2 separate regions of the Homo sapiens genome follow, and region 2 is linked to region 1. The links are chromatin contacts, found by Hi-C or POLR2A ChIA-PET in ENCODE. All regions are on one chromosome and are shown on one strand. The core of a region is the stretch at or near the end of the contact, and the rest is flanking DNA. Distances in the headings are between cores, read along the strand shown.

What was found. Hi-C counts contacts between places; a loop is a spot of excess contacts on that map. ChIA-PET counts read pairs that join two places held with the same protein, here RNA polymerase II (POLR2A).
Region 2: a map of gastrocnemius medialis shows a loop between it and region 1 (2.7-fold over the local background). The contact joins the promoter of SHISA4 here to the promoter of PHLDA3 in region 1. A Hi-C loop is called at or near these places in 1 of 168 maps with a recorded cell type or tissue (gastrocnemius medialis). POLR2A ChIA-PET finds 5 or more read pairs at or near these places in 2 of 52 experiments (HEK293 and PC-3).

What each region holds. Positions count from the first base shown.
Region 1 is chr1:201,467,819-201,473,187 of GRCh38, reverse strand. PHLDA3 (pleckstrin homology like domain family A member 3) reads left to right here and starts at 4,000. Exons shown (of 2, transcript NM_012396.5): 1 at 4,000-4,847. The coding sequence starts at 4,402. The coding sequence ends at 4,785. RefSeq lists silencers at 3,731-3,960, 4,171-4,480 and enhancers at 3,981-4,100, 3,615-4,329, 4,551-4,690, 4,761-4,820.
Region 2 is chr1:201,887,365-201,892,879 of GRCh38, reverse strand. It overlaps SHISA4 (shisa family member 4), which reads right to left and starts at 3,982. Exons shown (of 5, transcript NM_198149.3): 1 at 3,813-3,982; 2 at 3,264-3,435; 3 at 2,293-2,426; 4 at 1,312-1,479; 5 at 293-1,080. The coding sequence starts at 3,885. The coding sequence ends at 1,034. RefSeq lists enhancers at 3,845-4,139, 3,980-4,489.

The DNA.
Region 1 (5,369 bases), core at 2,751-5,250:
AGCCAGGCGCAGTGGCTCATGCCTGTAATCCCTGCTCTTTGGGAGGCTGAGGCTGGTGGATCGCCTGAGGGCAGGAGTTCGAGACTAGGCTGGCCAAAATAGTGAAACCCCGTCTCTACTAAAAACACAAAAAATTAGCTGGGCATGATGGCAGGCGCCTGTAATCCCAGCTACTAGGGAGGCTGAGGCAGGAGAATCGCTTGAACCCGGGAGGTGGAGGTTGCAGTGAGCCGAGGTCGTGCCATTGCACTCCAGCCTGAGCAACAAGAGCAAAACTCAATCTAAAAAAAAAAAAAAAAGAATTAAGTAAATATAGAAAACAAAAGCTATGTTACTTTTTGCATCTCTCTGGGTCTCATTCTTACCTCTAACCCGCCTTATTCCCATCTTTCTTTCCGCCTTGTCCTGGGTAGCCACCCAGAGGGACCCCTCCTCTCCACTTGGACTTCCTCCTTCTCACACAGGTGTGGAGGTGGTGTGGCTCAGCCCTAGCTAGAACCATTTCCAGCACATTCTTCCCTGGGGCCATTTTGTAGTCTAGCCTGTTCCAGCCGGACTTGGATTTACTGACGGTGCAGATCTGCTTTCTCTTTGGGGTGGGCAGAGGGAGAAGCCAGCTCTGGGCTGCTACCATGGGACATTTTGTCCATCAGCCAGATGTGGAGTTAACAAGTCAATGATAATTGAGTAAGTGATGGGGCGCGGTGGCTCACGCCTGTAGTCCCAGGACTTTGGGAGGCTGAGGTGGGCAGATCATGAGCTCAGGAGTTCGAGACCAGCCTGGCCAACATGATGAAACTCCATCTCTACTAAAAATACAAAAATTAGCCAGGCATGGTGGCAGGCGCCTGTAATCCCAGTTACTCGGGAGGCTTAGGCAGGAGAATCACTTGAGCCCAGGAGGCGGGGGTTGCAGGGAGCCGAGATTGTGCCATTGCACTCCAGCCTGGGTGACAAAGTGAGACTCCATCTCAAAAAAAAAAAAAAAAAAAAAAGAATTGGGTAAGTATCTCTAGGGCCCAGCACTGCTCCAGCCCAGTGACTTAACCAAGAAGTTTAAGTCAGAGCTCCTGTTCCAGGGGATGGGTAGGGATACCTCAGCAGGAAGGGAGGAGCAGCACCAGCCCTCTCTGCACGCTGCTCCCCTGGCTTTTGAGTTCTTCTTGATCCTTCTGATGGCCCAAATAATCCAGCCTGGGCCTGAGCCTCTCCCAGATGTGGCTACCAGGCAAGATGCCAGTTCTAGGGAAAGATTTGGAATGAATCATCTCCCCTAGTCCCAGAGGTCTTGAGATTGGAGGACAGGATTCCAGGTTCCAAGGACCCATTCAGGCCTCCAGGAAGACGTTGTCGTGTTAGGAACTGGATGCTTAGCTGATGAAGACCCTTCCAGCAGTAGAGTATGTCCTGCTAAATTTCCTCCAATGGCCCCCCACCCCCATCTTTATCTGCTCACTCTTGCTATCCAATGTTCCCTTCTCCTGTGTCCAAAAGCCCGCTACCTCGCAACTCAGTAAGCTGAAGAGAAAAGTATGGGTGACTGGATCATTTTTAAAGGAACTATGTGGACTCAGATGTTCATGTATGGGCAGTATGGGTATGTATCATCAAACGATCCTGGGCCCTGTTAGCCACCATGCATTCTCATCTGGACTTTGCCATTTTCAAAGCCATGTGACGCCATTTACATTATCTGACCTCTCTGGGTCTCATTTTTCTCATCGGTAAAACGCCCACAGTGATAATAATATCTGTCTATCATGAGCATCTACAACATGTGAGAGGGCTCTGTACGAAGCCCATACAACTGTGAATCCACCTGGAACTGGAAAGAGCATGAATGAGTCCCAGACCCAGTGTGGGGAGAAGAGGAACTGGTAGAGATAAAACAGCAGTGGCCCACGCATGTAATCCCAGCACTTTGGGAGGCCAAGGCAGGCGGATCACCTGAGGCGGGGAGTTTGAGACCAGCCTGACCAACATGGAGAAACCCCGACTCTACTAAAAATACAAAAAATTAGCCAGGTGTGGTGGCAGATGCCTGTAATCCCAGCTACTTGGGAGGCTGAGGCAGGAGAATCGCTTGAACCTGGGAAGCAGAGGTTGCAGTGAGCCGAGATCGCACCGTTGCACTCCAGCCTGGGCAACGAGGGCAAAACTCCGTCTCAAAAACAAAAACAAAACAAAACAAAAAAATGAGTTAGGGGTAGAGCCTGATCTAGGGCCCTGTTTCCTCAGAGAGAGAACTTTGGATCATGGCAGGACTGTGCCAGGTTGGTGCACCCAGGAGACCCCTGTGGAGTGGTGGGGAGGAGCCATGGGAGGGCAGGGCTGGCAGGCAGGCTGAGACCTTGTGGGTCCCTCAGGTAGGGCCGTGGCCACCTCGAGCTCCCTCTTCTGCTGCTCTCTGGGCCTCAGGAGACACCTGTCTTTGTCTTTTCTTTAATGCCACTGTCTATTCCCTCTCCTGGAGGGGCATTCTGGGAGTTAGGAGTTAGTTGTCGTCACACGTGTGTGTGTGTGTGTGTGTGTGTGTGTATAAAGAGTTATGGATGAGACACTGACAGTTCCCTTCTCTCATCTCCTAACTTTGGGACTGCAGAGGAGCGCACTCCTATCCCCACAACAGGACCTTCCCTGTATCTGTTAGGCTCTGCTCTTTGGGCAGGAGGATGGCAACACAGGGTGTAAGTACAAAGAGGTCTTATTACTGTCATTATTATATATCATTACTCCCGTAAGAATCTATTATTAACATGTTGATGAATAGACCTTTAAGAAACTGTGGGCCTGGAGGAACTGATCAAGATGGGGACAGAATGAGGACCTAAGAGAGCCCTCTTCCAGTGCCTGGCTTAATCTCAGGGCCCCCATCATTCTCTAAAGGGAATAAGAGTGGGGAGAGGGGAGGAAGAACATTTCTTGAGACTCAAGAGTTGTCAGGTCCTGTCTTGGGTCTTTCACAAATGTTATCCAACTTATTCATCAGGACAACCCCATGAGATGAGAATAAATTAATCCTCCTATTCGACAGATGAGGAAATTGACGGAGGTCAGTAAAGTTGCCCCAGGTGGGCAGGACACAGCCAACAAGGGAGAAGAGGTTTGAACTCAACTCTGCAAAGCTCTTGTGTTTACACAATATTCTAGCCAGAACAGAAAGAGACCTCTCCCTCTGCGTTCCCCTCCAGCTCTGTATGCGGGAGAAGTCCATTCTTGGGGAAGGCCGAGGGAGGACAGAATCTGCGGAGCGGAAGGAGCAAGGTTGGAGCTGCGCTTACACCTGGGACTGGCTGTGCCATCGGTCCAGCGTCGGCGCCTGCAAGTGTGCGGTGGAGAGGACTGCAGACAGTGGCATCCCCAGGTCACGGAGGGGGTCCCTCCTCCCCCACTACGAGGAGGGCATGAATGACCTCAAGCCTCAGCTCTCCTTTGTTGGCACTGGCTACTCTCTACAGGCCTCCCCGCGCAATGCATGGGGGTAGGAGTAGGAGCAGGTGAACTGTCCAAGCAGAGGCAGCGATGGACAGCCTCTCTTGGGTGCTGCACAGAGAAATCGGGCGATGGAGGAGGAACCCAACATGGGCTTGATGCAGAGGCTGGGGGCCCCATGGCGTGCCAAGTAACCAGCAGCTGTCTGACGCCTAACATGCAACTGGTGCCACTGCGCGTTCGCCAAGCAAGCCCACCCCCTTGCTAGCAGCGCGCTCTCCAATCGAGGAGATGCGCCTTCCCCCTCCCTTCCCCGCCATCTCCCCCTTCATTCAAGGCCTGGGGGAGCTGCGGTTCCGAGAAGCGGCAGACGGCAGCCAGAAGGCTTGGGCTGTTGAGTAAGCAGCCCCCTCTCAGTCCCGGCCCTCCCCGCCCCGCGCCCTGCGCCTCCAGTGAGTGACTGAGCCCCCGCTGCGGCCCCGCCCCCGGGGCCCTGCCGGAGCTGGTGCGCGGCGCGGAGGGGAGGGCCGGCCAGGGTAGGAATGCGCTGCGGGCGGGCGGCGCAGGAGGCGAGCGGCGGAACATGTAAGGGCACATCCCGCGAGCTGCCGCCCAGCGCGCAGACAGAGCCCAGGGGAGCAAGAGAACGGGCGGGCGGTGGGGCTCACGGCCTAGGGAGGCGCGGAGGCATCTGGCAGAGGCGGGTCGGGCTGGGCCAGCTGGGGTAGAGCGGAGGAGCGGGTGCCGGCTGAAGCGGGGCGGTGGGCGCGGAGCGCGCTGGGGGCACCGACACCACCTCACCGGCAGCCGGGTGCTGAGGGCCGCGGTGTGGGTGCGCGGAGCAGTCAGGGCGCAGGTGGGCAGCGCGCACGGCCTGCCAGCCCGGGGCGCCAGAATCCTGCGCTGCGGGGCCGAGAGGGGCGCCGCGCCCGCCGCAGCCTGGAGCTTTCCGCGAACCTCGGGGCGCCCATGACGGCGGCGGCGACGGCTACCGTGCTCAAGGAGGGCGTGCTGGAGAAGCGCAGCGGCGGGCTGCTGCAGCTGTGGAAGCGGAAGCGCTGCGTCCTCACCGAACGCGGGCTGCAGCTCTTCGAGGCCAAGGGCACGGGCGGCCGGCCCAAGGAGCTCAGCTTCGCCCGCATCAAGGCCGTGGAGTGCGTGGAGAGCACCGGGCGCCACATCTACTTCACGCTGGTGACCGAAGGGGGCGGCGAGATCGACTTCCGCTGCCCCCTGGAAGATCCCGGCTGGAACGCCCAGATCACCCTAGGCCTGGTCAAGTTCAAGAACCAGCAGGCCATCCAGACAGTGCGGGCCCGGCAGAGCCTCGGGACCGGGACCCTCGTGTCCTAAACCACCGGGCGCACCATCTTTCCTTCATGCTACCCACCACCTCAGTGCTGAGGTCAAGGCAGGTAAGCCCCCGGGGGACTGGGCCCTCTTCTCTCCTTCCCTCCCTTCTCTTTCCCCTACAGAGAGAATGAGGACTAGCATTCTACTTCAGAGCCGGACATCTTAGGGGGGAGGTTCCTGGGGCCAACTGAGGGCATGGGAGGCTTGGGCCAGTGGCCAACCCAGCAGATCCGGACTTTCCCCTGAGGCACCAGGTTGGCCGGTCCAGAATGTGATCCAGGTGTGTGAGAGGAAGATGGAAGCCCTGGGAGGGGGATACCTGGGTGAGATGAGCCTTCTTTCAAGTTGGTTCAGCCCTGACTCAGGTGGAAGGAAGTAGAGGGAGGTTGGCCTGCACATTGCCCCAGGCTGTGGGCCTCTGCTTTCCACGCAGAGCAGGGCTCCTGGACTTCGGCTTTCTGGCAGCTGAGGACAACCGAGGGTGGGGACGCGGATCGTGGAGGCCGACCCTCTTTCCCTCTAGGTTGAATGCTTGTCATAAAGTTTGAGCATTGAATTGATGTAGAAAGACAGTATCTCCCAGA
Region 2 (5,515 bases), core at 2,733-5,232, 420 kb before region 1:
TGCCACAATGCCTGGCTAATTTTTTTTTGTATATTAGCAGAGACAGGGATTCACCATGTTGGCCAGGCTGGTCTTGAACTCCTGACCTCAGGCGATCCCCCCCCCTTGGCCTCTCAAAGTACTGAGATTACAGGCATGAGCTACCGCACCTGTCCTATCTCCATTCTATAGATAAGGACATTGAGGCTTGGGAACCTTTGGAGACATGGCCAAGGTCAGAAAGTGGTGGGGCCCAGAATGAATCTAAGGGTACCTGAATGGGAACTGCCTTTGTACAGTTAGCAGTGCCTCAGCTGTTGTAGAGCTGTTGATCCCTAGCAGGGAATATCTGTAGTGCAAACGAGCATCTCTTCAGAGCTGTGGCAAAATTCACCTCATTGTCTTTAGGAAGCCTTTAGGAAGCCAGGAACAGTCCGCCTTGGTCTGCTTGTGGATGGGGGTGAGGATGGTGCTGTGCTCCGATGCTGGTGCTGGCCCTCCCCTACTTTTGGAATATGGAGTGGGCAACAGTCTGGGCCCAGCTGAAGGCGGTGTTCCTGGAAGGTGTGGATGGGTCCAATGATGCGACTGATATGAGTTATGTCTTTACAGCTTTAATCTAGCAGGCCAGAGATGTGGCCAGTGGGGCAGCCAGAGAGGAGGGCTACTGCCAGCTGCTGACGGAACCTCCTCCCTCCCCCCACCCCAGCCCAGAGGGGACAAACAGTAGGGCCCCAGCCTTCCTGGCTGGGATCTTGGGAGCAGAGGGACTATTTGAAAACAGGCACTGTGACCCAGGCTGTCATCTCCCTCCCTTGCCCCCAGTAAAAATAGCCCATAATTCCAAGCCCTCCCCCCAACCCCTCATAGTTCTAGTTCAGCTCCTGTTCCACTTCCCTGGGGCTCTGTCCCCAGTAGGGCCCAGGGCTTGGCTTGGTCTGGGGCCTGGTGGCTGGAGGACTCCTGCCACCCCCAGGACCAGATGCAGGTACAGGATGAGGGCATCTCCCAAGGTTGGCATCACTGAAGGGGCAGCAGAGACATGGCTGGTTCCTCAGGCTCCCGGGTAAGAGGGCTGTGGTGGCATATAGGGAGGAGGAGCTGAAAGCCAAAGAGACAGGATGAGGGTGAGTGGTGGCATAGGTGGACGAAAAGTAACACCCCTGCCCCCGGGGCAGACAGGACCCATAGGGAAGAGTGGGCCTGGAGGTTTCGGGCTAGAGGTGGAGGAAGTCTGGGAGAGGGAATCTGAGAATGAGAGAGGCACAGGGGAGGTCGCAGGGCAAGGGGTGGGGGAAGGCAGCAGCAAGGGGCTCCAGATTGCTTACTTACCTGCAGGGTTGTAGACTGGGGGCCCAGCTGGGTAGAGTGGATATTGGGGAGCAGGACCACTAGGTGGGTATATGAAGCCAGGCTGTGGGGGTGCAGGGCCAGCTTTGGGGTCCTGGGGGTATGGGTATACTGGCTGCACTGGGATGCCTGTCATTGGAATCTCCTGGCCTAGATGGGGGAGAAGGATCAGCATTCAGAGACCCATCTCCTATGGGAAGCCTCCTCCTCCTGCCCAGGAAACCAAGGTAAGCACCCTGGTGCTGGCCTCTGGCAAGCTCCAGGCTGGCCATCTTTGCCTCCCACACCCTGCTTGGCAGAGTTAAGCAGGGAGCTGTGCACGTGGCCCCAGCTGGTCAATCTGTGTTGAGCAAGTTTGCTCCCCTCAGCAGGTTTCAGAGACCTCATGAACCAGGGAGCACAGCCCAGGGAATATCTCACTTGGGCAAGAAGGGGACAGCTCAGGGCTGGTATCCTGTAATCCAGCAGAGCTGCCACTAAGAGGGTCTTCTCCTAGCCCTTCCCTCCCACACTGATCTCCCGTATGGCATCACTGTCCCCATGTCCATCAGGTTGTGGCATATGTGCATCACATGCCAACACTCAGGCACATATTTTGCCATCCACTGGAGCACACTCAATTAATGTTCATCACTACAGACCTGACCCCGTGTACTTACTAAGAGTCATATGTATGCATACACCCACTGCACCCACTATTGTTGACAGACTGCACTCCTGTACACATTTGAATCTTCATGTGTATGCACAGAAATGCACACAAAGTCTGATGTTCCATATATCCCAGGCACATTCTAATATTCACGGGTTTACAAGCATTTTTCTGGGTTTTCATGCTGGCAGGTGTGTGTATACAGAAGCACATACTACTACAGAATTTACCCAATCCATGAACTCTCTGCTGCCCATTATTGGACTTAGCCCAGCCCATCTGAGGCCCTTCTTGCCCAGTACTGGGTGTACCTTCAAATGGGCTCTGGAGCTGCTGGCGCCGGCGGTACAGGTAGCAACAGGAACAGAGGAAGCAGCAGATGGTGGTGGCAACCACAGCAACAAAGAGGATCACAGCTGAGGCGATGCCTGCTATGGTCTTGGGGCTTTAGACAAAGAACAGGTCCTCTCACCTTCCAACACTCATAGGACGGAGTCCTCATTATGCTGGCTCCAACTCCTGGCCAGCAGGGGGGCCATGGCATGCTGAGATTTGGGGTTCCTTGTGGGGCTCTGCCCAGTCCCTGTGAAGGAGATCTTAGAGGACCTCCACTTCCCAGAAGGCTATGCTGCCTGGCTGGCTAGTGTGAAGCATACGGGGATTTGCAGTGCGCCCCCAACCATTGCTTTTATATCTACAACTTAAATGATTAGACATACAGCATAACACTGAAAGGAGCCTTAGAAATAATCTAGAGCCATTTTTTCCAAACCCCGCTTCAATCAGAAGTCTCTATATCTATTTTATATATGATATATTAAAAAAAAGTTTGACAACCACTAATTTGGCAAGCAATGACCCATAGAAGGCAAGTGTCTTCTCCAAGATCACACAGCTAGTAAGAAGTGGACCTGGGAATCAAACCCAAGTCTCCTGCCTTTGTGCCAGAGCTTCTTCCACAAAGCTACACTGTCGTCCGGGTGTTAACCTTGAACCCTCCCTCCCCATGACCTGGCAGGACCAAAGGGAGGGCTCCAGAAAGAACCTGGAAACCCCGGGCCCAGTCAAAGCCTATGAAGGTAACTAACATGCCTTTTCTGGAACTCCCAGGCACCAGCACCTAAGCACCTAGCTCTGCCGCCAGGCTTGAGTCCTGGTGACTCTATTCAGCTAAGAATGTGGAGGTCGACAACGGAGGAGGCAGGAGTCCGGGAGGGAGGAAGAGGAGGCCTCTGGAGAAAAGGATAGAGGAGGTGGTGAGGGTGAGGAGGCAGGAACCCACCTGAAGGCCAGGCAGTGCTTCTGCTGCCTCTCGGTGATAAGCAAGGTCAGGTCCCTGCAGCAGTACCGATGGTAGCAGGTCCCGCAGCAGAAGGTGAAGAACTCGCAGTTAAACCCCGGATGCCAGGAGCCATTCCGGTCCAGGTACCACAGGCAGTCCTCGCCGGCCAGCACTGCGGGCAGGGATTGGGGGTGCCCAGTGGCCACCAGGCCAGTTCATCCCCAGCCGCGCTCGGCCCCACTCCCCCGGCGGTCCCCAGCCTGACGGCTCCCGAACACTGAGGGTTGCCCCTTGTCTCCACCCTGAGGGTCTCAGCCCCAGAGCCCCCGAGGCCTCTGCCTGAAGCTGACCCTGCACCCCGGGATCAGCCTCCCATGGCCCAGCATCCTGGAGCTCCCTCTTCCCGCTTCTTGAGGACCCAGCAACACCCAAGGCTCCCGTGGCAGCCGGAGGGTCTCGGAGAAGCCCCGAGCCCAAGCCCCTCGGATCGGTCCCTCCCCTTCCTCCGCCCCCATCCCACTCCTGCCGCATCTCTCCCCATCCCCTTACCCAGGGGAGCCCCCAGCACCAACAGAGCGATTGCGGTGAGCGGCGCGGCCCGGCGGAGCCCCGCGGGTGGCATGGTGGGGGCTGGGCGCGGCCGGGGTCGGGCCTCCCAGAGAAGGGACCGCAGGACCAAGCCGGCCAGCTGGAGCTGCGGCGGGGCCCAGCCCGCGGCCAGGCTCGGGCTCCTCTTCCGCCTCCTCTGGGGGTGGGACTAAGCGCCCCGCCCGCGCTAACCCAGCCGGCGCGGCTCCGCGCAGCGCCCAGGAGTCCACCCACCAGCGACGCCCACCTAGCCTCTGGAGCTGGGTGCCCCTCACCCAGCAGAGCACTGCCCTGCTCCCCCTGTCCCCGGCTCCGCGGTGGTTCCTCCCATCCGAGCCACCATGGGCACTGCGGGCAGTTGGGCACTGCGGCCAGGGAAGCCTGGCTGTGTCCTGGACCCGCCCCCGGCCTGGGCCCAATCACTATGCTGGACTCCAGAAGCCCTGATCCTGGTGCCACCTCCGAATGCCCAGACACATGGGCCAACCCTGGAGGAGCAGGGCTGGACCTTCACTTGTGGGGGACCTCCTCTGCCGCGTCCAGCCTGGGACATCCTGTCGGGGGCGGAGAGGGAAAGAGGCTGGATGTCACCCCGCCCCCATTCCCAGAACACAAGCACTCATTGAGAGGCATTCAGAGTGGCTTTGTCCCCAGCGGTGCCCACAGGCCTGAACCCTGCCAGCTGCACTGGCTCCCTACGATGGACCCTTCCCCCTTCAAGTGGACAGAGCTGGCATGCACCAGCCCATGGCCTCACTAGCAGGGAAGGCAGGCTGCTGGGGCCACCTGGGGCCCATCCAGTTAAACACTCTTCACAGTGAAAGCCCTTCACAGAGCAAGCCTGTACTGCAATAGCCACCGGAGCATAGGGAGGGCAACAGTTAATTTCAGGTGGGCAACAGTTAATTCCAGGTGGAGACAGTGTTTTAGGATGGGAGAGGTCAGTCTTCACAGGTTTATACTGAGTGCCAGTGACTATGCCCCATGCTACATGAGGTACCCTCCGAGGAACTGCAAATTAAGCCAGGGAGATCATCAAAAGCCTACCTTAATCCCCTGCCATGTACACCCTTTCACACACTTCTGGGCTTCCACATCTACCTCACTGGAATCTTTCCACAACTCCATGAACTAAGCAAGGTTCATCAGTGTTATCAATCGCATTTCACAGACTGAGAAACTAGGACTCATGGAGGTTAAAGAACTTGTTCAAGGTAATACAGCCAGTAAATGGTAGAGGCATCAGGAAGACCCAAATCTAAATCAGGGTTGATCCCCAGCCGCAACAGCAGACAGTGTAGACAGTGAGTATTTCTTGTGTTCTGGGGTGAGAGAATCAGGACAGGTCCATGGAAGGCCCAGTAGAATCTTAGTAGGTTAGGGAAGGACAGCCGAAAGAGGAGCTACCCCATCCTGGGCCCCTGTGGGTGCTGGCACACCTACCCAAGAGAGCTGGAATAGGAGAGGATAGGCTCCTGCCCCAGAAAGTTGCTGGTAGCCTGATGGGCAAGAGTATGTCCTCACGCAGGACACAGTCATAAATGCAGCAGCAGGGACAAAGAGAAACGCCTCTGAATCCAGCACCACCTACTCAGTGTGCCCATTGCCATCCATCTCCTCTTTCCTACACTAAAAGCTCCATGACTGCAGGGACCACGTGGCTG